4 separate regions of the Homo sapiens genome follow, and regions 1, 2 and 4 are each linked to region 3. Evidence: chromatin contacts called from ENCODE Hi-C or POLR2A ChIA-PET data. All regions are on one chromosome and are shown on one strand. The core of a region is the stretch at or near the end of the contact, and the rest is flanking DNA. Distances in the headings are between cores, read along the strand shown. Region 1 holds the start of CAP2 (cyclase associated actin cytoskeleton regulatory protein 2). Region 2 has its middle 9.9 kb from the start of LINC01108. Region 3 holds the start of MYLIP (myosin regulatory light chain interacting protein). Region 4 overlaps CAP2 (cyclase associated actin cytoskeleton regulatory protein 2).

Region 1 (5,659 bases), core at 853-3,352, 1.3 Mb after region 3:
ACCTAATCCCCATTTTCCTGGAATGTATAGGTCCAATTGGAAAATATGGACAATAAGTATCAAAGAGTTGTGAGGAAGAAGTGTTCACTGGGGGCTAGCCCTTTTGGGGAGACATCATATAGCAGACAGATGCTATGACAGGGCTAGTTAAGGGAAGAGTTCAGGCTTCAAGTTGAGGCTCGTTACTTTCCCCTCCAGACTAGCTAGTTATTTCTTAGTGGATTTCCCTGCCTCCTATCTCTTTCCAGTCCTATATACCACCACCAAACTAACCATTGCTATCATGATTATGCTCAAAAATGGTCAATAGTCCCCCAGTGCCTACTACTTAGGCTTCAAACATTTTAGGCTGAGATTGAAGGCCTCTACCAGCCAGGGCCTAACCTTCCTTCCATACCTGGCTTCCACAGCCCTCCAATCCAGCTAAACTCACAGACTGTCCTTCATACATGCCATCCTTTATTACCTCTCCACTTTTGTCCCTGCCCATCATCTTGAGGGTTTTTCCTCCACAATCCACTCTTAATGTCTCATTTCCGCATGAAGACTCAACTTTCATGTCCATCAGAAAGTGTTCTCTAATCCCCAGTCTAGAAGCAACCTTCCTTTCTTCTGAACATCCATGGAAATTTGTTCATACTTCTTTTAGAATGTTTTTTACGACATTCCTAGAACTGTGGTTATTTTTATACTCTTCACATCTTCCTACTATATTATCAACCTAAAGACAGGATTTGTGGCTCATCCACTCTTAGACTCCATAATACTTTATACTCCAATAAAAAACAGATGTAGCTAAGGAAATACTGTGCTAATGTTTGTTGAAGTTAGTGCTAAAAAAAAGTCATATGAATGGATGCTTGGAACTTCCCTGTGATCCTGCACACATTGATTCTTATGGATATATATTTTTTCTGCATTTCTGGAACACAAATGTTCTAAATGCATACATACTTCATCCATCCATCCATTCATTCATTATTTAATACAAACATATTGAATGCCCGCCATATGCAAGGTATCCACAGGATAGGGAGGGTGCTGGCTCTGGCTTTATGCAATGTACGCACTCATTGATCAATGTTTATGTCATTTTGTTTCCCTTCTTTCCAGACAAAGGGAAGCAAAGACTCACTGCACCTCATTACTGTCAGCAGAGAGCAATGTGTAATTGGAATGACCTTTGTATAAGTGCTGACCTATGGGGTCAGAATAAGCCTTATAATGTACAGAACCAACTTATGTGCAATTTTAACATCGACAGAGAATATTGGCCTTTAAGAAATTCATCTCATATTTATTGTTTGGAGATTTTACTTTCAGAAGATATCAGTTACATTTCCCCTCTTTTTTTCTCTTTTCTGCAATTATTTTCCTGGCATTCATTCAATAAAGAGCTTCAAGTCACTTTTTTAGACTGAAATAAACTTTGATGAAAATTGAAAATCAATGCTTTCCTTCTAATGACGTTAAGAGAAAAGCCTCCAATTTTGCAATTATAATCAATATATAAAGGGGAAGTGGCCACAAATATGCTGCACATCTTAAGAAGCCAAGTGGGTTTGGTTACTTTAATTTTTAAATAATCAGGACATTTAAAAAGTTGCTGTTTATAAAATACTTTTTAAAAATGTCATCACACGCACTATGAGTGCACTCAGTCTTGATGTCTCGCTAAAGCATTAGCTGTCTAGCTCCTTCTCCTCCCAGAGCCTTTATCCTCATATTGGGTCTGGGGACACACATGCCGTCTCTTGATTCCTAAGGATCCATTACCCATTTCTCTGCACAGATCTTCGGGTATCCAACCTATCTGTGCCTCCTTCAGCCAGGAGCCTCCGGATCTTTCCAGACTTCTTTGCAATACTGCCTCATGCACTGAATCCATTTCTCGCATAGCCTGGCGCTTGGCAGGCAGGCTGGCGTTCCCTGGCTCTGCCTTCCCCATCTCCCTGTCTTTTCTCCCACGGCCCATCTGCCCCTCCTTTCCTCCACCCCCTTCTCCTCTCTGCTCCCCTTTATTTCCACTCCCCACCCGCGTGGCTTTGCTCTCCCTCTCCCCCCTCAGCTCGTCTGTATTTGGAGCTCCGGAAGCTGCCGGCGACTCTCCCCTGGAGCAGCGTGACTGACACCGGCTCCTATTCAGCTGGGAGGAGGGAGAGGGGAGGAGAAGGGGAGGGCCGCGGGAGGAGGGTACGAGTGGCCGACCACGGATTTGCATTGCCGAGGACGGGACCCCAGGGCAGCGAAGCAGGTAATCCTGCAGCGGTCGGGGCCCGGCGAGGCGGGGAGGGGTCGGGGTGCAGGTGCGGGGGGCGCCTGGCGGCGGGCGCTGGCAAGTTGAGCCCGATGGGTGGGGTAGGGAAGCGGCCGGGACGCTGCGGCTGTGGCAGCAGCGCGAGGGGAATAAAGGCGGCGCGGGCGCGGGGGCCGGGGCGCGGCGACCCGGGCGCGGGGCGCGGGCGCGGGCGGACTCCCATCTGGGTCAGCGGAGCGGCGCGCCCTGCCCCCGCCTCCCCAGCTCCGGCGTCCTGGCCGCTCGGAAGGCGGGGTGCGGGCAGGAGCTGCCCGGGGTTGGCGGGCGGCCGCGGCCTCCCCACCCCAGCGCCGCCGCCCGCCCGGCCGCTCTAACTTTGGGGGGTCTCGTCCACCGGGCTGTGAGTCTTCCAGGGGGGTGGGGGTGGGAGTCATTGCGCCGGCTCTGACCAGAGCCACCTCGATCAGAAAGTGCTGGAAAGAAACAGACCTGGCTTCCCCTCTGCAGAACCTGACTTGAGGCGATGAGTCACTTCTAAAAAATGCAGAGGCAACTGAGACTGGGGGAACGGCTCGGAAAAACGGCACCCGCCGCTGGCTCTCTGACTGCTTTGGGTAGAGGGGTGTTCGTGGAAGTAGCCGCCGTATCATCACTTTTAGGGCCAAAAATCAACCTGCAGATGGCCTTTTCTTTATTCTCATCAGAGTGGTGTTCGCTGCAAGTTGTAGCAATATTTGAATGGATGCATTCTTAAAAATGAGTATGTATGGGTGACTGCATTTAGGAAGTTGAACCGGGACTAGGTCCAAACAGCCAGAGTGGAGATGAACACTTGGTAAAAACATCTAGGACCTTTGGTTTTATAGTTATGGAAATGCAGAAGCTTCTGGGACTTGAGCACTGTAGTTTACTGAGTACTCCTATTTCCTTACTGCTTCTGTAGATTTCATTGAAGCTATGTTCCTTAGAATTCTTGGTAAACTATCTAAGCCCACTTAGTGTAAAATTACAACGGTAGAGTGAACTTTAGAGAATTGGATTTATAGTTACTAGAGTCTAATTAGACTGCAAGCCTCTTGAAAGCAAGGATGGGTTGTTTGGTAGTTCCTACGGCACCAAACAGTATTTGGCTCACAGCATGTAATGGATAGACAATAAAAGTGTGTGAAATAGTTAATTCAGTACCTTAAGTGTAGATGGAGCATGACTTCTTGAATATACTGCATATTTTGCAAGGAAAGGCGACTTCTCCATGAATCCCGAAATTTAAAAAATTCTTAATAACATTACAATCAAAGTGTCATATAAATACTTCTTAAGGATAAAGAGAAAAAGAAGTTGACTATGAGAAATCAGGAAGGTGATTATCAAGGTGGTCTTTGCTAGTAGGAAGTAAGTTTTTGTTCCCCATCGTTAATGTGAGAAGTAATTTAATTTGTTGATACAGGGTAGGGTTTGGTAAACCTTTGAGTTAAGAGCTAGATAGTAAACATGTAGGTTTTGCAGGCCATATGGTCTCCTTAGCAACTACTCAGTTCCACAGTTATAGTTTGAAAGCAGCTAAAGACAATACCTAAAGGAATGGTATGTTTGTGTTTTACTTTATTTACAGACATTGAACCTTGAACTTTTCACCAGTAACAAAATATTCTTCTGTTTTTTTCCAGGCATTAAAAAATGTAAAAACTATTCTTAGCTTGAGGGAGGAGCAGAAAACACAAAAGTAAGAGAGAAGGGAATGGATTTGTCCTTCTAGTAGTAGTTTGCTACTCCCACTGATTGATTCTGTGCTAGAATCTGGAGAGGAGCCTATTGAAAGGATTAATGGGCCACATTCTCTTGAGTGCCTGTTATACCTTGGCAGTTAAGTTAAATACCCTCCAGAAAAGCATTAACTTATTTTGAGCATTATGGAGTTTTGTTTTGTTTTGAATATTTCCTAACATCTTTATTCATGAGGTTTTGTTTTGTTTTTAATTTATTATGTAACATTTTATATGTAAAAATAATACGCTAAGTCTAGGTGAGTTATGAACATTATGTTCAACTGAACACCTGTGAACCCATCACTAGGTTTATAAACTAGGGCTTAAGAACTAGATAGTTGTGAAAAGATAGCTCATAGAATGGGAGGAAATATTTAGGAATCATGTATCTGATAAGGGTCTTGTATCCACAACATATAAAGAGTTCTTACAACTCAATAATAAAAAGAAAAATAATCCAATTTAAAAATGGGCAAAGGATCTGAATAGCTATCTCCAAAGAAGATATACAAATGGCCAATAAACCCATGAAAAGATACTCAACATCATTATTCATCAGAGAAATGCAAATCAAAACCACGATGGGATACCACTTTATACTCACTAGCATGGCTATAATCAAAAAGTCAGATAATAACAAATACTGGTGAGGATGTGGAGGAATTGGAACCTTTGTACACCACCGATGGGAATATAAGATGGTGCCCTCACTTTGGAAAAGTTTGGCAGTTCTTCAAATTAAACATAAAGTTACCATATGACCTAGCAATTCCATTGTAAATATATGTCCAAGAGAAATTAAAACATATGCTCACAAAAAAACCTGTACACAGATGTTGACAGCAACACCATTTATAATAACCAAGAGGTGGAAACAAACCAAATGACTATCAGTTGATGAGTGGATAAATAAAAGGTGGTATATCCATACAGCGAGATATTATTTGGCCATAAAAAAGAGTGGAGTACTGATACATGCTACAACATCGATGAATCTTGAAAACATTATGCTAAGTGAAAGAAGCCAGTCAAAATATCACGTACTGTATGATCTATTCATTTGAAAATGTCCAGACCAAGGAAATGTATACAGCTAGAAAGTAGATTTTTTGTTGCTTAGGGCTGAAGGGGCTGGAGGTGGGTTGAGTAGGGAAGTGATAGATAAAGGTCACAGGGTTTCTTTTTGAGGTGAAACATGAAAATATCCTCTAATCGACTATAGTGATAGTCGCACGTATCTGTGAATATACTAAAAACCATTGAGTTGTACACCTTTAATGGGTGAATTGTGTGGTATGTGAATTACATCTCAATAAAATTGTTAAAGAAAATAAACAGAAAACTAGGGGAAAAAGTACTAGATTGTTAGTATCCAGTTGCATCTTTGTGTTTTTCCTCTGTGCCTGCTCTCATGTCCCTCCCAACCCTGAATTTTGTGTTAATCATTCCCTGGTTTATTGTAAAACAGTTTTATCACATGTGTATGTATTCCAAAACAATAGTGTTTAGGTTTGTTTTTTTGGTTTATGAAAAAAGGTATTTATAATCTCGCATTCTCTTTTGAGATGGAGTCTCTCTCTGTCGCCCAGGCTGGAATGGAGTGGCACAGTCTCAGCTCACTACAACCTCCGCCTCT
Region 2 (6,479 bases), core at 3,610-6,109, 1.9 Mb before region 3:
ATAGTTTTCAGACTTTTGCATTCTGGCGACTTACTTCACCTGGACCCATGACTCATGACTCAACCAGTCTTGTGGCCTCCACCAAGATGCTGACTCAGGACAGGAGGACCATTTTCCATACTCCTGTGAATTCATCCCCAACCAATTAGCAGCCCCCATTCCCTAGCCCCCTGCCTAACAAACAATCTATAAAATCCATAGCCTCTGAGTTCTGAGGGAGGCTGATTTGAGTAGTAATATCTCCTGTCCTCCTGCTCGGCTAGCCCTGCAATTATTAACCCTTTCTCTACTGCAATACCACTGTCTCAATGAATTGGTTTTATCAGTGCAGCAGGCAAAAAGAACACATCAGGTGATGCCACTAGAAACTGGCACTAAGCTGGATTTGGGTTCTTTAATTTTGTTTCCTGCTTAATAGGTTATAAGGATCATTCCAAGTCATGGATAGAGTCATCCAGGATGGGTGTATTGATGCCACTGTTAAGCCAGTGGGCAGCTGTGATAGAGGGAGCAGAGTCAGTAGACCTGGAAGTTTGCCACTAATGAGGCTTGGCTGCTAGGAAGGTTGTAATGGCTCTGCACTTGAGCTTGCCCATCTCTAACATGGCAGTGACAAGGCTTCCTTCTCAGGGAGGTGACCTCAGGCCTAGCATGGCCCACTGGACCCTACGCTCCTTGAGAACAGGGGTCTCCCTTGTTCTTTGTTACATCCTCAATGCCAGGCATGATAAGGGCTTGATGAAGCTTTGTCCATTGGATCTTTCTGGGTTTGCCAGCCTTCCTCGTCTACACCACAGCCACGGTCTCGTATCGACAGGATCTGGATTGAGATTTGCGTTTGGATCATTCCAATCTATCCCACATCTCCACCTATTGTGGGAATAGCTCTATTTCCAAAGACCAATCTACTTTTCCACGAGGCCACACCCGTGCAGTATGTAAGTCGGAAGCAGAAATGAAAAGGGGAAGAAAGTTGAAATACTAAAAGTGGGAGGAGAGAGGGAGAGTGTGGGAGCAAGGCCGGGACCCACCCCAAAAGAGATTGGAATACATGTGCAGCTTTAGTTCATGGCCTGCCAAATACCTCGTGCTGTGCCTCTGAATGGAAAATGGGGTAGAACAATGAGCTGGAATTAACATCGCCTTTGAAAAGCAACTGCTGACAGCAGGCGTTCTGCATATGCCAAGTATTGCCTTCAGACCAGAGAAGCCTTTTCTGGCCCACATGAGCCCCGTGACAGCCTGCAGAAGGCAACACACCCTAGATCCCTAGATGGCTGTGACCTCCAGCCCTCTGTGCCCTGAGCATTTCTGTAGAAAATGTGTGTATTTAAAAAGGCCATGTATGTTTCTAGAAGGAAGGTGAAAACAAGATAGGTATTTGAGGAATTATATATCGATCGGGTACACATTTTGTGGCCTGGTTTAGCAAAGATGTATTACAGGTCTCAATCAAATTGCTCAGATAGACGAATGAGAAATTTCTGATTTGATATTATTTAGGAGTCAAGCCTGCCATTGCTGAGATTGTGGTACTTAAGGGAAAAGTGCCCTTTTACATATTCTTGACATGTTCTTGATTTTGGTTAATGGTATTATTCTCCAGTTTTGAGCCAGAAAAATCTGGAGCCACCCATAACTCCAGGCTGTCAGTCACTTGCCACTCTCACCCACTTGGTCCCCTAACCCTGTCTGCTTCCTTCCCAGTCACGTTACACCTCTGTATCTTCATTGCTGCCTCACTGGTGTTGATGATTGAACTGACTGCTCCTGTCTTCTAGAATTTTCTTGGTTCAGTTTCTTAAGAATGGCAGAGCAGACTTTATTCAAGGGGAGCCATGGCGATAGGGTATGGGGACCACAGCAATGGGGTCTTGCGGTGGGGGAGAGAGATCGGACTCCACTTCAACTCTAGCGAGGACAAGTGGGGATTTATAACCAGGGAGCTGAGTGGGGTCAGGGGTGGAAAATGACTAAGAGAAAACATCAAGGATGAGGGGTTTCTGGCTAAACTGACTTGATCAGTTACTGCAAAAGGCAGGTCGGGGTGATAAGGCATTAAGGGTGGTAAGGCACCAAAGAGGGGATTTTTGCTAAAGTGAGCAGAATTCTTGCTCAGACTGGATTCTATGAGGACACAGAAGGAAGCCCAAGTTCAGGCCCCATCAAGCAGAGGACTTGGAGGAGCCTAGATAAAGTTTTGGTCAAAGGAAAAGAGTCTGTTAAGTTCAACCTCTGATTCTGCCAGATTTGGCTTTCTTTCAGAAAGTCCAACTAAACCATTTCCGTTGCACAACCTCCATTGTATGCCACTTTACACAGGGAAAAACGGGAGTAACGTGTTTAACCAGCAAGACAAGGCAGAGTGCAGTGGCGGAGCCCACGCTGGGGTGCGTGTCTCAACAACTGGCCTGGGTACTGCTTTGAGCCTCAGTGATGAGTCACTTTATTCATTCATTTATATGGCAAATTGTATGAAGCACCTGTGACGTGCAGGCAGTGTTCCAGGCACTGGAGATGCGTCCTGGTCCTCTTGCAAGTTATTTTGCTGTGGACCAGCCTCTATGAGAATCAGGCACATAGGCAGAGGTATCCAGGGTCAGGGGCCTTCTAGGAAAGGCTGATCGCAGAGCTAAGGCAAGAAGCTCGCTGAGGTCAGCCCACGTGGTGTCAGGAGTGGAGGCGGAGAGGCCCCAGCTGCAGAAACACAGGCACCTCCTTGCTTGTTGAGGTTTGTTTTAGGAGCTGTCAGGGAAGAAGGGAGGGAAATGGGGCACTAAAAATACCCACGGATGTTTCCAGAAACCTCTGATGTCTGGGCTCCCACTGTGGATAGCCTGCCAGATGGCTGTGTCTCCCTCAGAGCTGTGAAACCCACCAGTGTCAAGGTTGGATCAAAGGCGCTTTATGGCAACCGGTCAAAGAATCAACCAGAACAGCTTGGCGTGTAGGCAATCTGCCCAGGCCTGACCAGCCATGCCCCTCATGAAGAGGCCACATTGCCATTAGATATCCAAATTATAAGTGACTTCCAGATGCAACCCCAGTGAGCATCCTCTTCTGACTGTCCTCTGTTGCCACCCTTGGGGCTCTGCTTCCAGCTCTTTCAGCTCTATGTGGAGATTGGCAGCCCCCAGTGTGCTCTTGGGCCTGGAGGGACTCTACACAGCTCCACACTCGGGCTCCCTTGTTCATCCCAGCAGCGGCGAGCTTGGCAAAGCCAGGAAGTCTGGGATGAGGCCCAGGAGTGTCTCCCTCAGCCTGCACGCAGCAGCTGATAGGAAACCACAGCTGCCAGCAGCAGCGGCTGCAGAATGCTTGTGAGGGGCACCCTGCTCATAGCCATGGCTCCTGGGACAGGACGGAGCATGAGCCTCCAGCAGAGGTGGGTGGGGGTGAAGGCGAGGAGGCAATAATGCCTGCCCCTGATGCGCAGGGACGCAGGTGCCAGGCTGTGCTGGGGAGCTGTTCTAGAAGCCTAGCCTGGACTGGAAGGGCCCTGCCTGTGGGGGTTAGGGCAGGATCAGAGGAGTTGGGCAGGCAGAACTTTCTCCTGGGGAAGCACAAGTCAGAGGCGGTGGATGGGTGTCTTAGATAGGTCCTTCTGAATGCAGACACTGAGGCAAGACTTCAAGCACAAATCATTTATTTAGGAGGTTAGGCCAGGAAGCATGGATGGGGGAAGGGAGACAGATAAGGGAGGGAAGCAAGGGGGCTTATTAAGCCATTTGCCACAGTGGGCACCTGGAGCTTGATCCCACAGGGAGCTCCCGGAGACACTTTAGAACATGCCTTGGATTTAATCCATCTACGGGACGAGGAAGCTGGGCATTATCCAACAGTTCCTTGCTCATGATTGCTTGAGGCAGGCTTTCTGGGCAGTGACCTGGCACTCTGGATTCCCTGCAGGTGGACCTAGAAGGTTCCCCAAACCAGGCAAAAAGCAGAATGCCAGGGTTGGCAGTGAGCAGCCTCAGACATCGAGGGAAGTGTGGAGGGGATATGGGCTGAGTGCCAAGGCATCTTTATTAGGGAGTCTTGGCAAATAAGAGAACCTAAACATGGTGCTGCTGGGAGGTCAGGCCAGAGAGGGAGCCCAAAGAAGGTGAAGTGGTGGGCAGAGAATGAAGGAATTCCTGGAATTGAGAGATGACAGTTACCTCCCTTTTTAATGGAGTGCCTGAGCCTCTGCTGTGGAGGGGAGAAGATGCCACCTGCCACGGTGATTTGCTGGTCACTCTGGTCTCAAGGGGAAGCAGGACTATTTTCAGGTGGGCCATGCCTTTCCTCCTACCCCTTCCTAAGCACTTTTAGGAGTATCTGGAGTATGGAATAGGCCCTTTAACCCACAGAGCTGTGAATGACTTTTAATTAACAGGAAATGCTGTGGCACATAGCACATATAGCAGACATTGAATCTGTCTCTAATTAGAGACATTTTGAGGTTCTGAACAGCTCAAGTCTGCAATTCTCATTCTCCTTACATGCAGCCACTCGTGACAGAGGGAAGGGCCAGCACTGCTCCTGAGTCCTGGGCTCCTGGCTAAGGGTCCTCCTCCTCTTCCTCCTCTTCCTCCTCTTCCTCCTCCTTCTCTTCCTCCTCTTACTCCTCCTCCTCTTTCTCTTTTTCTTGCTCTTCCTCCTCCTTGTCCTCCTCCTCCTCTTTCTCGTCCTCTTCTTTCCCTTCTCCTCCTGCTCATCTTTTTTTCAAACTGGTTGCCACCTCTAAAATTATACTTTGCTAAACAACAAAAAAACCCTTAAATATAAAAAAATAAAGTGGTGGGAGGATGTGGTTTATTTTGGTCTGCTTTAGGTTCTGGGTGCATGAGCCAGTGCTTATTTTCAGATCTGTCTATTCCTCTTTCTGTGTCTTGTGATCTCACTTAACTCATCCTGCTAGAGTCAACAGATCTCTCCGTGCACAGGAAGCCAGACTATCAAGGCAGCAAAGAGTTTTAAGGCAGCTAAGTGAACAGTTTTGGTTTTTTAAGTGGAAAATTCTTTAAACGTGATGCTACATTTTACTTTTGATAGGTGACTAAAACAAATCCAGGAGATGGGAAATTCCATACCTGGTATTTCCTGAGGCCTGCCTAGCAATGGATCTGACCATTCTCTTTCCACCTGTGTGCTATCTTCCCGCTCTGAGCTGCCATCATCTCCATTGCTGTGATCACTGTCATAGCCTCCCTCCTCCACTTTGCCTCCCTGCAGTCTGCTCTCAACACAGCAGCCTGGGTGACCTGTGAGAACATGCCAGGTCAACTTTCTGCTCTGCTCAGAATTCCCCCACAGTTTCATGGATTGCAGAGGCTGCTCAGTGGGCTGTCCCACCCCATCTCTCTGGCCTCCCTCCTACTCTTCCCTGCTCTCACTCACTCACTCCCACCTCTCCTGCTGACCAGTCCCTTTGCTACATGCCTCAGGACCTTTGCACTTGCCGTCACTCTCTCTCTCTAGAATGTTCTTCTCTTGTTCTCTAGGTGGCTTATTCCTTCAGGTTCTTGTTGACTTGCTGCCTTCTCACTGAAGTTTTCTCCAATTTTTCTATTCAAAAGTGGACACTAAACCACCTTTCCTATTGCCATCTTGCTTTGTTTTCCTCCATAGCCCTGTGTACTATCTAATATAGTATACATTTTCTTCTTACTCATTTTGTTTACTGTCCATCTCTCAGTGAATGTGGCCTATTGAGAACAGGCATTTTATCTGAGTTTTCACTGCCTTATGTCCAGCACAGAACAGTGCCTGGCACATAGTCAATGTCCAAAAACACTTGTTGAATGAATCCGTGGCAGGCTTCAGGGTGGTAGGACAGGAAAGAGAAACACCTACTGGGCTTCCCTTAACCCAGAGGTTGCAGTCGGGAAGCCCACAGAGACATTTGCTTTAGCTTGCACGGTGTTTTTCAAAGACTCAAGTTAGTCATCAGTGCTGAAGAATACGGTGACTACATCTCAAAAGAAATAATAATAATATGGTGACTTCACACAACACCCAGATAACTGGCATAGCTTGAAAAATATAGAAAAATCAGAAGTGCCCCTTGCATATGGCAATACTGAGCAGTAGCCACTCGCCAAACCACTTTGATGGGCACCCTCTCCTGTTTCACTCACTACCCAGCCCCTGGTGGGCAGGTGAGTTCGAAGAAGGGGAGGAGGAGATGGAGGGAGAGGTAGGGGGCAAAAGACGGGGAGGAGGAGAGGGAGAGGAAGGTGGGGGCAGGAACCAGTGCAGCCCCCAGATGCTGCTTTGCCAGCGAGGGGAAAGTGCCCCTTGCATTTAGCTGCCCAGGTTCCCACTGGCAGCTGCTCACAGCGTCCTGGTCCCTCTGATCTTTGAGCTGTAAAGCCCTTTGTCACATCCAGGCTCCCTAGCAACAGCAGCCATACAGGCATGTGGTCAAGAATGGATGGGCACAAATGCAGCTTAGGAGAGGAAAGAAAATGTATCTGTTGTTAAAGTGCATACAA
Region 3 (5,730 bases), core at 3,083-5,582:
TTTTTAAATTCTATATTCATACAGCTGACCTTTTTTTTTCCACTATGCTGGTTAATTTTAATGCTATCTTTAAAAGATGAGAGCTAATTGAGAGAAAAAGAGAGCAGACACAGATAACTTGGGCATCTCTCTGGCTTCAATCACTGCTCAATCTAATATAGTTCCCACCCTGGGTGTTCAGAGTCTCTTATTTGGAGTTAGACCCAGCTGGGGCTTGAAACTGGCTCCAGACATTCAGCAGCATTAGCAGATGGTGGAATCCTCGAGGAAGTAATTCTACTGCGGGTTTTCTATTCCCTAACCAGGTCTTTTGAGCATAATGTGCTTTCTCACCAGCTCACTCAGCCTCCTCATTCTGTAACTAACCAGTCTCTCCTTAGCTCTACTCAAGGAATAAATTACAAAACAGAGATGGAGAGAAAAGACAGAGAGAGAAAGCGAGGAGAGAGAGGGGTCATGGTCCAGTATATTCCATACATGCTAGTGGGAAGCCAGTATTTTTTTTTTTTTTTTTTTTTGCTTCCCAGTCATAAGGATTTCTTACTGCCCGCCCCTCCCACCCCCAAGTGCCATTTTCCTATTTTTAGCTTTGTTTTTGTTTTAAGAAATCCTTCTCTTCAGTCTTATCTGGGGATTCTTAATTTCAAAACAATTGAAATCTTCACCAACCATCCTATAGCAGAAGCACTATCTGGGTTTGGATTAGAAATATCCCTGTCACGAGCACAGTGGCTCACACCTGTAATCCCAACTCTTTGGGAGGCAGAGGCAGGAGGGTCGCTTGAGCCCGGGAGTTTGAGACCAACCTGAGCAACATAGCGAGACACCCATCTCTACAAAAAAATACAAAAATTAACTGGGTGTCGTGGCACCTGCTTGTGGTCCCAGCTACGCTGGAGGCTGATGCGGGAAGACTGCTTGAGCCCAGGAGTTCAAGGCCGCAGTGAGCTATTTTCACATCACTGCCTGCCCTCTAGTCTGGCAACAGAGCAAGACTCTGTCTCTGAAAAAAAATTAAAAAAAAAAAATTCTTGTAAATCTTCTACTTCCAACTATTGTGCAAATGACAATTGTTAAAAATAGGTCGGGGCGGTGGCTCACACTTGTAATCCCAGCACTTTGGGAGGCCAAGGCGGGCAGATCACTTGAGGTCAGGAGTTCGAGACCAGCCTGACCAACATAGCAAAACCCTGTCTCTACTAAAAAAGCAAAAAATTAGCCGGGTGTGGGGGCGCGTGCCTATAATCCCAGCTACTCGGGAGGCTAAGGTAGGAGAATTGCTTGAACCAGGGAGTCGGAGGCTACAGTGAGCCAAGATCATGCCATTGCACTCCAGCCTGGGCAACAAGAACAAAACTCTGTCTAAACAACAACAACAACAACAACAAAACTATGAAAAATGTGGGGTTTTGTTTGTTTTTTGTTTTGTTTGAGAAAGGGTCTCACTCCCTTCGGCCAAGCTGGAGTGCAGTGGTGAGATCATGATTGACTGAAGCCTGGACTTTCTGGACTCAAGCCATCCTCCCACCTCAGCACGCTGAGTATCTGGGACTACAGACACATGCCATCATGCCTGGCTAATTTTTTATATTTTTAGTAGAGATGGGGTTTTGCCATTTTGCTCAGGCTGATCTCAAACTCCTGGGCTCAAGGGATCTGCCTGCCTCGGCCTCCCAGGGCTCTGGGATGACAGGCATGAGCCACCACGCCTGGCCAAAAAGTTTTAAATAAAATAAACATGTCAGATTTTACCTATGCTTCTACAAACTATTTTACAAGCTTAGATTTTTTAAAAAAACAATGAAATCATACTTGCAAAAGAAAAATCCCTGCTAAAACCAAAAATATAAGTTATTTTTAAAGTAGTCCACAAAGTGGGTATTTGGTTTGGGTGTTTGCTTGTTTTATTTTTGTTTATTTTTTTTTTCTTGGCCAACCAATATTTTCCCGTTCTACTCATTTCCACACCTGGTCCCATTGATTCTATGAGTTTCCAGTTAGCCAGCTTTAGTTTCTATTGTTCATAAACAAAAATACTAACCAATATAACTGGTCTCCCTATTGCCCCTCGCCTCTTCTTCCTCTTCTGAAACTTCTAGCAATTAAGCATAAAGTAGACAAGGAATGAACCAAACGCTATCTTCCAGATAAATTCCCCAGATTATTAGTAAACTGGAATTCAGGGAATAGGCACTGCAGTTAATACAAGAAGGGACTGTTTCAGCCCACAATAGCATGAGGTGTATTTATAAGACAGAAAGATGTGAGAGTGCACCTGTTCCTCTGCAACAGTGGGGGTTAGGACTTGGACAGTTTACAGTTTTACTCGGTCAGCTTTAGCAAAGAACTGTGTGTGGGAGGATCCCTCCTTTTTTTTTAGCCTTGGGCTCTGATATCGTACCTGGTTGTTCGGAAATAAAGGCCACTAACAGATCCTTGGGACTCGTGAAGGGGGGTAGGGACAGGAAAAGTCATCATTAAGCAGTGAAGGCACTGAACTTATAGCTCCCCTTACATACACGGGGACATTCAAATGCTTTTGTGAACGTTATTATCTTTGCTGCGCTTCCCAACAATGCTGGGTGGAGACAGAGCAGATATTGCCATCTCCATTTTACTGTTGACAACACCAAGCTTCAGACAGATGAAGTAAGTTTTCTCTTTTTTTTTCTTTCGTTGTTTTCTTTTTGTTGTTGTTGTTGTTTAGAGACAGGGTCTTTTGCTCTGTCGCCTAGGCTGGAGTGCAGTAGGGGGATCACAGCACACTGCAGCCTCGAACTCCCAGGCTCAAGTGATCCTCCCACCTCAGCCTCCCATGTAGCTGAGACTACAGGCAGGCGCCACCACGCCTGGCTAATTTTTTGTATTTTGTGTAGAGATGGGGTTTCGCTGTGTTGCGAAACCGGGCTGGTCTCAAACTGCTGGGCTCAGGCGATCCTCCTGCCTCGGCCTCCAAAAGTGCTGGGATTACAGGTGTGAGCCATCGAGCTGGCCTGAAGTAAGTTTGCTAAGTTTCCACGGCTGAAACCCACATCATCTGGCTCCTATAAAGAAATCAAAAAGGTAGGCTATGTAATATATTGGCAAAGAGGAACAAGCGGTAAATGAGTGAAGGGTTGTAGACCTTTAATAGCTAATATTGCAGTAATGCCACCTGTTAGGTCAGGAGATGAGCACCTTACCTTAAGACGAGGACAACATCTGGTTGCCTGTGAGAAGGGACAGGCAGGGTATCAGGTGCTGCACAAATGTTTAATGAATGAGTGAGATAAGACAGGAGGTAGAATGAGCAACCTGAGAGAGGGCCTGGTACCCTGTAAGGCGTTTTGATTCAGCAGAACGAGTAAGGAGAAGCCCTTCCGGAGTGTAACACACCAGCACTAGACCAAGACACCTGGCTCACTGGTCAGCTGCAAAAACTTTCATACTCAGATTTTGTTTTTCTCAATGATGAGGTCTTAATAAGGAACAACAATTCTGCCTCCAAGCAACCCACTGTGGCTAATCCTGGTGGAAAAGAGTTTTCTTTTTCTCTTTTTTTTTTCTTTTTTCTTTTTCTTTTCTTTTTTTTTTTTTTTTTTTTTTTTTTTTTGAGACAGGGTTTTTTGCTCTTCTTGCCCAAGCTACAGTGCAGTGACACAATCTCAGCTCACTGCAACCTCCGCCTCCTGGGTTCAAGCGATTCTCCTGCCTCAGCCTCCCAGGTAGCTGGGATTACAGGTGCCCGCCACCACGCCTGGCTATTTTGTTTTTTTTTTTGTATTTTTAGTAGAGACGGGGGTTTCACCATGTTTGCCAGGCTGGTCTCGAATCTGACCTCAGGTGATCCACCCATCTCGGCCTCCCAAAGTGCTGGGATTACAGGCGTGAGCCACCATGCCCGGACGAGAACAGTTTTCTTTAGGCTTTGGGTTGCTCCTTTTCCTTTTTGCTTTCACAACCGAAATGCGTGCTCAGAGTGATCCAAGATATTTGAAGAACAGTGGCAGCTTGGAGGTGTTTAATCACCGTAAATTCGAGACGGCAGAAAGGCGTCCCCGCCTGGAGCCCCGGGCGATCGCTCACTCTGAGCAGCGTCGCCCAGCGGACAGAGGCGGCTGGTGTGTTCCGGGGTCTCCCTCCCTTCCCGCAGCACTCGGCGCCCGCAAGCTGCCACCTCCCGGGGCGGCCAGGGAAACTCAGCCGGCTCTGGGAGGCGGGGGCCGCGGTCGAGGGGCGCCGCTATTGGCTGATCGGGCGGGGGAGGAGGGGCAGGGAGGCCGTGATTGGCGGGGACCCGAGCTGAAGGGGGCGGGGCCGCTATATCAGCAGAGTCCCTGTCGCAGCGCAGGCAGTTGGGCTGCTGGAGTGCGGCGCCACCGCGGAGGACAGGGGCAGCTGGCGGGCAGCGGGTGAGGGGGTGGCGGGGACGCGAGTGGCGGCCGCGGGGCCCCGGACAAGGGTCCGCAGAGCTGCAGCCTTCGAGGGCCAGCCCTCTCCGAGTCCGGGGCTGGGTCCCACCAGTGACAAGGCGGCAGCCCCGCGCACACCAAAGAGAAGGCGGCTGTGGCGGCAGCGGCAGCCCCAGCCATGCTGTGTTATGTGACGAGGCCGGACGCGGTGCTGATGGAGGTGGAGGTGGAGGCGAAAGCCAACGGCGAGGACTGCCTCAACCAGGTGAGGGCGAGGGGCAAGAAGGGGCCCCGGCGGGTCCCGCGAGGCCGAGGGGCCTCGCAGCGACGCCTGGCACTCTGGCGCGCCCCCTACTAGGGGCCGGGAGGCACTGCGGCGGCAGCCGGGGGGAGCGCGTCCCCTCCTCTCCACGGGCGTGGGGCGCGCGGTCTCCTCCTGGCGCGCGTGGGGTGCGCGGAGAAAGCGCGCAGCGGGGGTCCCCAGCGCTGAGGGCCGGGCGCAGCCCGCAGCCGGGATCCACCCCCCAGCGCCCCATCATCCCCCCAACCCAGCACTTTCCCGGAAGAAGGCGGCTCCGCACACCTGCCGCAGGTATGTGCGTGATGCCGCCTGTCGGGTCCCCGCGGCGCCTGGCAGTGCCACCCGCGTGCCAGGATGGGATGGAGTGGCTCGAAGCAGTCTCGGGCCCCAGGGGTTCTTGGCAGACAAGCCGGGCCCTTGTCTCACGCTGCTTCTCAGGCTGCTGCTCTCAAATGCACCGTTCACCTGCATCTCCGGGTTTGCGGGGGACGGGAGGAATAGGTTTGGGTCATCTACTGCTCGGTTGTTTTTAAGCATGTGTTTCCTTAACAGTGAGGGAGATCGGTGCCAAATAGTGCAGAGGTGGTATGGCAGACAGCACATGTGATCCCAGGAAAACGCTGTGCCCTCAACCCCTCTAGCTCTGAGATGTTTGGAAAACCGCTTGTGAAGCTTAGCTGACACTTGTGGCGTGTTCCCTCAATGTGTTTGATTTTTGGAGTCCAAATGGTTAAAATTGCCCAGATAATAAGTCGCCAAAAATCAGCTGTGCAGAGTATGCTGGTGGAGGGAATTCCGGTGATTGGAATACGAAGGAAAATACCCTGTAGTTTCCCCTCCTCATCTTTTGGAAGGCTACTTTTGAGGACTCCTTTTTTCTCTATTGCAATTGGTCATGCCCTAGACGTTAAAAGGAATTATGAGCCTCCATACTAGAGCTCGTGGTTTGGTATCATTGGAGCCGTGGAACTTTGTTTTTCCAGTTTAGATCAGGAATTGTAACACCATTGAACTTTGTAAAAAGCACCAGCAATCTTA
Region 4 (6,241 bases), core at 2,823-5,322, 1.4 Mb after region 3:
TCTGTCTCAGAAAACAAACAAAACAAAAGAAAAAACAAAAGAAAATCAGAATACAGTAACTACCATTCAGTACAGTTTCCAACAAGCAACAGTGTTAAGTCCTCAGAGTCCCACATGGTGCCCCAAAGGGTGTTGAATGACCAAATGTCCCACAGTTGGCATTACCCAGTGTCAGCTACCATCACAGGGAGAGTTAAGTTGCTACTACACTCTTCCATGCACCTCTCTGCTTGCCTGTTTGGATTAGCTTCTTGAAATGTGTTGCCTTGCCCCTTACTACCTAGGGTTTTGCATCCATTCTCTCATTTAACAAACACTAGCTGAGATTCTATTTGCCAGATCCCAGTCTGGAGCTGGGAAAACTGTAGTGAGCAAAACAGATCTGCCCTCCTGGAGTTTGTAATCTAGTAGGTCCATCATGATAGTTGTGCCATTTAGCCAGATCTTGAGTTCTCCACTGGGGTGCTAACGTCCTCCAAAAGGGCATTTTGGAAATGCTTGAGGTTGTCAAATACAGGAGGTTTCTTTTGGCATTTGGTGGGCAGATGCCACAAGCTCAGCAACACACAACACAATGCATTATCCCTCCTCTTACTTGACTGTCACCCACTGTGTATGCATGTAAGTGAAAAACATTTTTAATCATCTGAGCTTAGAACCTAATTTCATTCCATAGTCTATATTAATATGCATAGTAATTTTAATATATATCCTAAATTACCCTGGAATGCAGCTGCAGTGCAAATTGAGGGAAGATGACACTTTATTTTGTTCTGAACTTTTACCATATGTTATTTTCCATGTCAGAAAATGGCATCTCCAGATATCTCCAAAAGACTTCTTGTATTTGATTTGCTAAAACACTCATCTGTATGAGTCCACATCTGTGGCTATCTCTTTCTGCAGGATTCTATGTGCAGTTGCAACTTTGAGACTACATCATATCTTCCTGGTGTTGTTGTGGCCAAGCATTTATGTCTTGAAATTACTTTCCTTTTATTTCCCCTTTATTTTACAATTAGACACCATATGGATTTCTTAAAGTGATGTGTACATGTAGTTTATATTATCTGTGAATTTCTTTCAGGCTAGAAAAGAGGATTATAAAACACTTGCAATTTTAAAATGGAGTATTGGGTTGGGTGGGGTGTAAGTCACAAAGCTAGATGTTCCTGCCATGGCAACAGCACGCCTTTGCGGGCAGAGGTCCTGCCCATGAGTTTTCGGTTGTAGTCCTAAGATTCTGCATGGGTCCAATCAGAACAAACAGAATGAGAGCCTTGGAGAAGGATCCTGGAGGCCTCCTATTAGGCCAGGATTGCTGGAGTTTGGGGACTTTGAGAAGTCCTGGAAGAGAGACTGGGGCAGCCAGGGCAGCAGGGGGTACCCAAAGGGCTTGGAAAGTGGCTGTTTGCCAACCACTATAAAGGATCATGGCGCCTTAACAGCTGGTGAAGCTGCCCTTGTGCCCTTTGGCTGAATGTCAGCTATAAGCTCAGCCCTCCTGCTGACATGTCTGTTTCCCGTGCAAGTAAACTCTTCAGGCTGTGCCCATAGCTCCACTGGGTAAACCACAGGACGTGTGCTACTAAAAGAAATCTGTTTCTCTTTCATTCTTCTTCTGCCTTGAGCCGGTAGAAACTCAGTGTCATTAACATCATGTCCCAGAAATGTGAGTTTCTGATCCTGGGGTTCTTCTAGCACCCTTGCATTGAACTTGAACAGCTTTTCCCAAGGACTGTCCCCCAACGCCCCCGAGATTGTCAGGGTGCCCCATCTGTTCTCCACCTTTTCCAGTATGTCCCAGAGTCATGTAAGTAAATTGCCTGAGATTCTCAAAAAGAGATGACCTAAGTTTCCACCCCATTCTAAAGGGCCTGCATTGTAAGCATGTCCTTCTTACCGCATATCGTGGGCACCATGTTCTCAGTTCTTTCATCAGCTACAGTGTTTAACTCAGCAATAATTATTCCATTTCGTCCAGCTATCCATGATATGCTTTTTCTTCAGTATTTGAGGTCAGTAAAATTGCTTGAATAATTACAATAATAGCAGCTGTCATTTTTAGTCCTCTATTGTGTGTCAGACATGATGCACATATTGTCTTATGTAATCGTCATCAGAACCTTACAGATGACATAGGAAGAATACTGGGGCTCAGACTAGTGTGAACGATACGGTTTAAACCCAGATGTTTCCTGTTCCGAAGCCAATGCTTTTTTTGTTTTGCCTAAGAGTATTAGCTGTGGGAGCGAGACATATCTGGGTCCAAATCTCAGTTCTAGCCAGATGATCTTGGGCAAGTTACTAAGTATTTCTTGATCTTGTTCCCTCACTCATAAAACAGGGATAATAATGCTAATGTTTCCACCAAAGTTTTATGATGTTTACATAATATATAGAATACAAAGTACAGTGCGTGATTTATAGTAAGCAATCAGTAAATTTTCATTTCTTCCCTCCCCGCAAACTGATCTTAAGATGATAGTCATCCCACAGGACTCTCAGATTTCTGCGGGCTTCCTCGCATGACCTGCTGATGAGGACCAAATAAATCCCATTGTCTATCCAGTTCAGCTGCTCTTGGCCCCAGCCTTGTCCCTGTGTTTATTCTGGAAGGAGTACTTAATGTGCCAGGAGGAAGGAAAGGGTTTGACCTTACTGGTCTTTGCAGGAACTGTGTTCTGTACTTTGCAGTACCCATGTGCGATGCTGGAAAGGTACATCTTAGAAACGCAGAGAAATCTTCTATAATCAACCATGGGAAATGGTTGTCTATTTTTTCTCTCTATAAATTTCCCAACTTCTTGTGATGTTTGCCAGTGGTGGGGTGCATGTATTTTGATTTTAACTTTGTATTTTGGGGTCACCAAAAAAAATCAAAACACAAATAAGTCTATGGGCTGGAAGTCAGAAGGAGCAGAACTGAGGGAAGGTAACTGAAAGAGAAAAACAAGATTGGTGAGGCACCAGAGGGTCTAGCAGGAACATGGAACTGCAGCTGGCAGGCTTTATTCTGTGCTGCCGATCAGCAGCAGGCATATTATATCCTGGACTATGTGCCGGCGTCCAAAGTGGCTGGAATTGAAAGTGAACTTTAGCCTATGCGTGGCTGAATTCAGGTCAGCCAGTTGGGGGGAAAAGCAGCTTTTATCCCTGTCCACTTCCTGATTTCTCCTCATTGATGTTCCATACTCCGTTCTGATCAGCTGCTAGCATGTGACAGGCTGGCTGGATCAAACAGCATCAACCAAATGTTCAGTCAAACGTTGTAGTCAGCTAAATATTTTCACATAAGCCTTTTTTACATTAATAAAATCTCCCCTCCTCCTCTGACCCCTTTGTACTGCTTCACTCCTTTTTTTCATAGTACGATATCCCTAATATGTCTGTTGTTTACTGTCTGTTTACTGCTTGTAAACCCCAAAGGAAAGACCCATTTTCCCCACTTATGTATCGCAAGTCCCTAGGACTATGCCTGGCACCTAGTAGGTGCTCAATAAATATTGTAACAGATAAAAAGAACAAGAAAACATGAGGTCAGAGTTAGTGGATATCAGGCAGAAAAAAATGTTTATGAAGGAAAACAGAGGAGGACATAAAAGACAATATCTGATCATTTTCTTCACGTGTGAATAAAAAATCTGTATCAAAACAAGATAAACTATTACCTTCTTTAGAGAGGTACATTTTATTTCCGATTTACCCAGATCACATTGGACTTTTCAGAAGCTTAATTTTTATTTGTCACTTCAGTGTTAGTTTGTGTATTCATTCACTTGTTCATTCATGCCTGTTACATGACACTATGTTTAGTATAAAAATGCAAGCTAGACCACCAGCATCCACTCATATAACCCAAATAAGCCACTTAAATAGTGCACCTCTCTCTCACCTCAATTTGTTAAGATATGATAGAGATGAAACCAAGGCTAAAGGTTGTTTCTCTCTACAGGCCAACAAGTTTTAGGATATAATGAGTAATTGACCTGGGAAATTAAACAAAAATAATTTCACCGCCAACCACAGACTGTACCCATAATGGAGGCTGGCTGTCTCACAGACTTTTGCTGCTGGCCAGAGTGAATGACTCAGCACAAGTCAACCCCAGGAGAGAAACAATACAGAGCTCACCCCTGGCTGATTGAGGGCCAGAAGCGCCATTCTTGTAGGTGAGGAACAGAGCATGTATACACTGTGTTGTTCTGAATTGGAACTGAATTGTACTGAATACAGGAACATATAGCACATTTATGAATCATGTGTACTGGATTGAAAATGTGAGAAGATGCTCCCAAGCAAAGACACACTGAGGAGTGGAGACCAGAAAGGAACTGAGCTGAGGAGGGGGCAAAAAAAAAAAAAAAGCAAGCCCATTGCAGCTGCACTGCAGATATTACTCATCAGTTGTGGCCCCTGGGAACACCTGGTTGAGGGCAGCCGAAACAGTACGTCTAAATCGGAATTCCTGGTCTTTGCGCTAAAGCCTGCTCCTTCTGCCATTTCCCCCATCTCAGTTGATGGCGACTCCATCCTTCTAGTTGTTCAGGTCAGAGACCAAGGAGTCATTCCTGACTCCTCATTTGCTTTGATACCCCACATCCGGTCTAAAATCTACTTTTCACAATCTCCACTACATTCACTCTGGCCTGAGCTGCCTTCATCTCTTGTCGGAATTATTGCAGTAGTCTCGAATACGATGTCCCTAGTTCTGCGTTTACCCTCCAATAATCTATTCTCAATACAGCAGCCAGAGCGATCCTTAGAAAAGAAAACCACATCATGTTATTCCTCTGCTCAAAACTCCATGGTGATCTCCGCTTTATTCAGGATAAAAGCCAAAATCCTTTCAGCAGCTCCCATGATTGGTGCCCCAACACCCTGTCATTTTCTGTCTGACTTCAAACCCTGGCCCTTTCTCCCTCAGTCGCTCCATTCCAGCTACATGGTTCTGCTTGCTCCTTAAACACTGGAGGCACATTCCTACCTCATGATCTTTGTAGTGGCCGTTTCCTCTCTCTGGGGAGCCCTTCCTCCAGATGTCTACATGGCTAATGCCACTTCCAGATATTTATTCAAATGTCACCTTCTCAATGAGACCTGTGCTGGCCATCCTATTTTAAGTGGGAACCCACCCCCCATATATATTTCTGATCCTCCTCACTAGGTTCTACCTTTTTCCCTCTATGGTTTTTAACAGTTAACATGCTATATAATTTAGTTATTTATATAATTATTTATCTGCGTCTCTCTCCCCCTGTGATGGTTAATTTTATGTGTCGACTTGGCTGGGCCCTGGGGTGTCCAGATATTTGGTGGAGTATTATTCTGGGTGTTTTTGGATGAGATTAACATTTAAATTGGTAGACTGAGTAAAGTAGATTGCGCTTCCAAATCAGTTGGAGTGCCTCATCCAATCAGTTGAAGGCCTGAATAGAACAAAAGTCTGACCCTCCCTTAAGTAAGAGAGAATTCTTACCGACAGCCTTTGAGCTGGGAAATTGGGTTTTTTGTTTTGTTTTGTCCCCTGCCTTTGGACTCGAATTGAAAGATCGTTGGCTCTTCCTGGATCTCCAGCCTGCCAGCCTTCAGACTTGGACTGGAACTTACACCATTGGCTCTCCTGGGTCTCCAGCCAGCTGACTGCAGATCTTGGGACTTGTCAGCCTCCATAATCACATGGGCCAGATCCTTGTCATAAATAAATAAATAAACATATCCTATTCATTGTGTTTCCCTGGAGAACCCTGACTAATACATGCCCCTTGCCACTTAAACAAAAGAGGGCAGGGACATCAGAGTGCTGTCTGTATTGTTTACTGCTGTACCCCAGCACCTGGACCAGCTCTGGCACATAAAAGTCACCAGTATATATTTATTGAATAAATGAAGAAACAAATGAACCAGCAGGTAACAAAATAACTCTCTTTACCGATAATAGTGAGCACAATTATCTCATTTTATTACACAGTCATGATTTATAAGCTTTACATCTAAGAACTGAGTCAAAAATCAAAGAATGGTCCTTCCAGCACATGCCTCATAGAAAGTAGTTCTGGTTGTACATCACGTTTCATGCTGGATTTATACACACCGTTAGCCACACTTTCCCTTTGGGGTCAATGTCAAAATCCAGGCTCAGCAGTCTACAAGCACTGATAAGGCTTGGAGTCCATGGGATTTATGGCATATGGAGCTATGGGACTCCTCTGGACTTGGAAGTGACCAAAAATCCCCCTTG

What was found. Hi-C counts contacts between places; a loop is a spot of excess contacts on that map. ChIA-PET counts read pairs that join two places held with the same protein, here RNA polymerase II (POLR2A). Pooled maps may share reads with other maps.
Region 1: a map of sigmoid colon shows a loop between it and region 3 (12-fold over the local background). The contact joins the promoter of CAP2 here to the promoter of MYLIP in region 3. A Hi-C loop is called at or near these places in 1 of 168 maps with a recorded cell type or tissue (sigmoid colon). POLR2A ChIA-PET finds 5 or more read pairs at or near these places in 1 of 52 experiments (PC-9).
Region 2: a map of naive thymus-derived CD4-positive, alpha-beta T cell shows a loop between it and region 3 (4-fold over the local background). The contact joins the enhancer-like site here to the promoter of MYLIP in region 3. A Hi-C loop is called at or near these places in 1 of 168 maps with a recorded cell type or tissue (naive thymus-derived CD4-positive, alpha-beta T cell) and 6 of 50 pooled maps. POLR2A ChIA-PET finds 5 or more read pairs at or near these places in 1 of 52 experiments (PC-3).
Region 4: POLR2A ChIA-PET joins it to region 3 with 15 read pairs in PC-9. The contact joins the enhancer-like site here to the promoter of MYLIP in region 3. POLR2A ChIA-PET finds 5 or more read pairs at or near these places in 2 of 52 experiments (PC-9 and activated CD4-positive, alpha-beta memory T cell).

Annotation. Positions count from the first base shown.
Region 1 is chr6:17,391,493-17,397,151 of GRCh38, forward strand. It overlaps CAP2 (cyclase associated actin cytoskeleton regulatory protein 2), which reads left to right and starts at 2,103. Exons shown (of 13, transcript NM_006366.3): 1 at 2,103-2,254.
Region 2 is chr6:14,272,317-14,278,795 of GRCh38, forward strand. No RefSeq gene overlaps it. Among named protein-coding and RNA genes, the nearest start is that of LINC01108, 9.9 kb to the right of the region's middle. RefSeq lists an enhancer at 635-1,548. Within about 2 kb of position 4,860, at least 7 of the 41 ENCODE cell types and tissues checked have a DNase peak (open chromatin) inside an H3K27ac peak, as active enhancers do.
Region 3 is chr6:16,124,754-16,130,483 of GRCh38, forward strand. MYLIP (myosin regulatory light chain interacting protein) reads left to right here and starts at 4,333. Exons shown (of 7, transcript NM_013262.4): 1 at 4,333-4,656. The coding sequence starts at 4,570. RefSeq lists a silencer at 4,015-5,014.
Region 4 is chr6:17,489,424-17,495,664 of GRCh38, forward strand. The region is part of intron 4 of CAP2 (cyclase associated actin cytoskeleton regulatory protein 2); the gene reads left to right. Among named protein-coding and RNA genes, the nearest start is that of CAP2, 99 kb to the left of the region's middle. Within about 2 kb of position 4,073, at least 6 of the 41 ENCODE cell types and tissues checked have a DNase peak (open chromatin) inside an H3K27ac peak, as active enhancers do.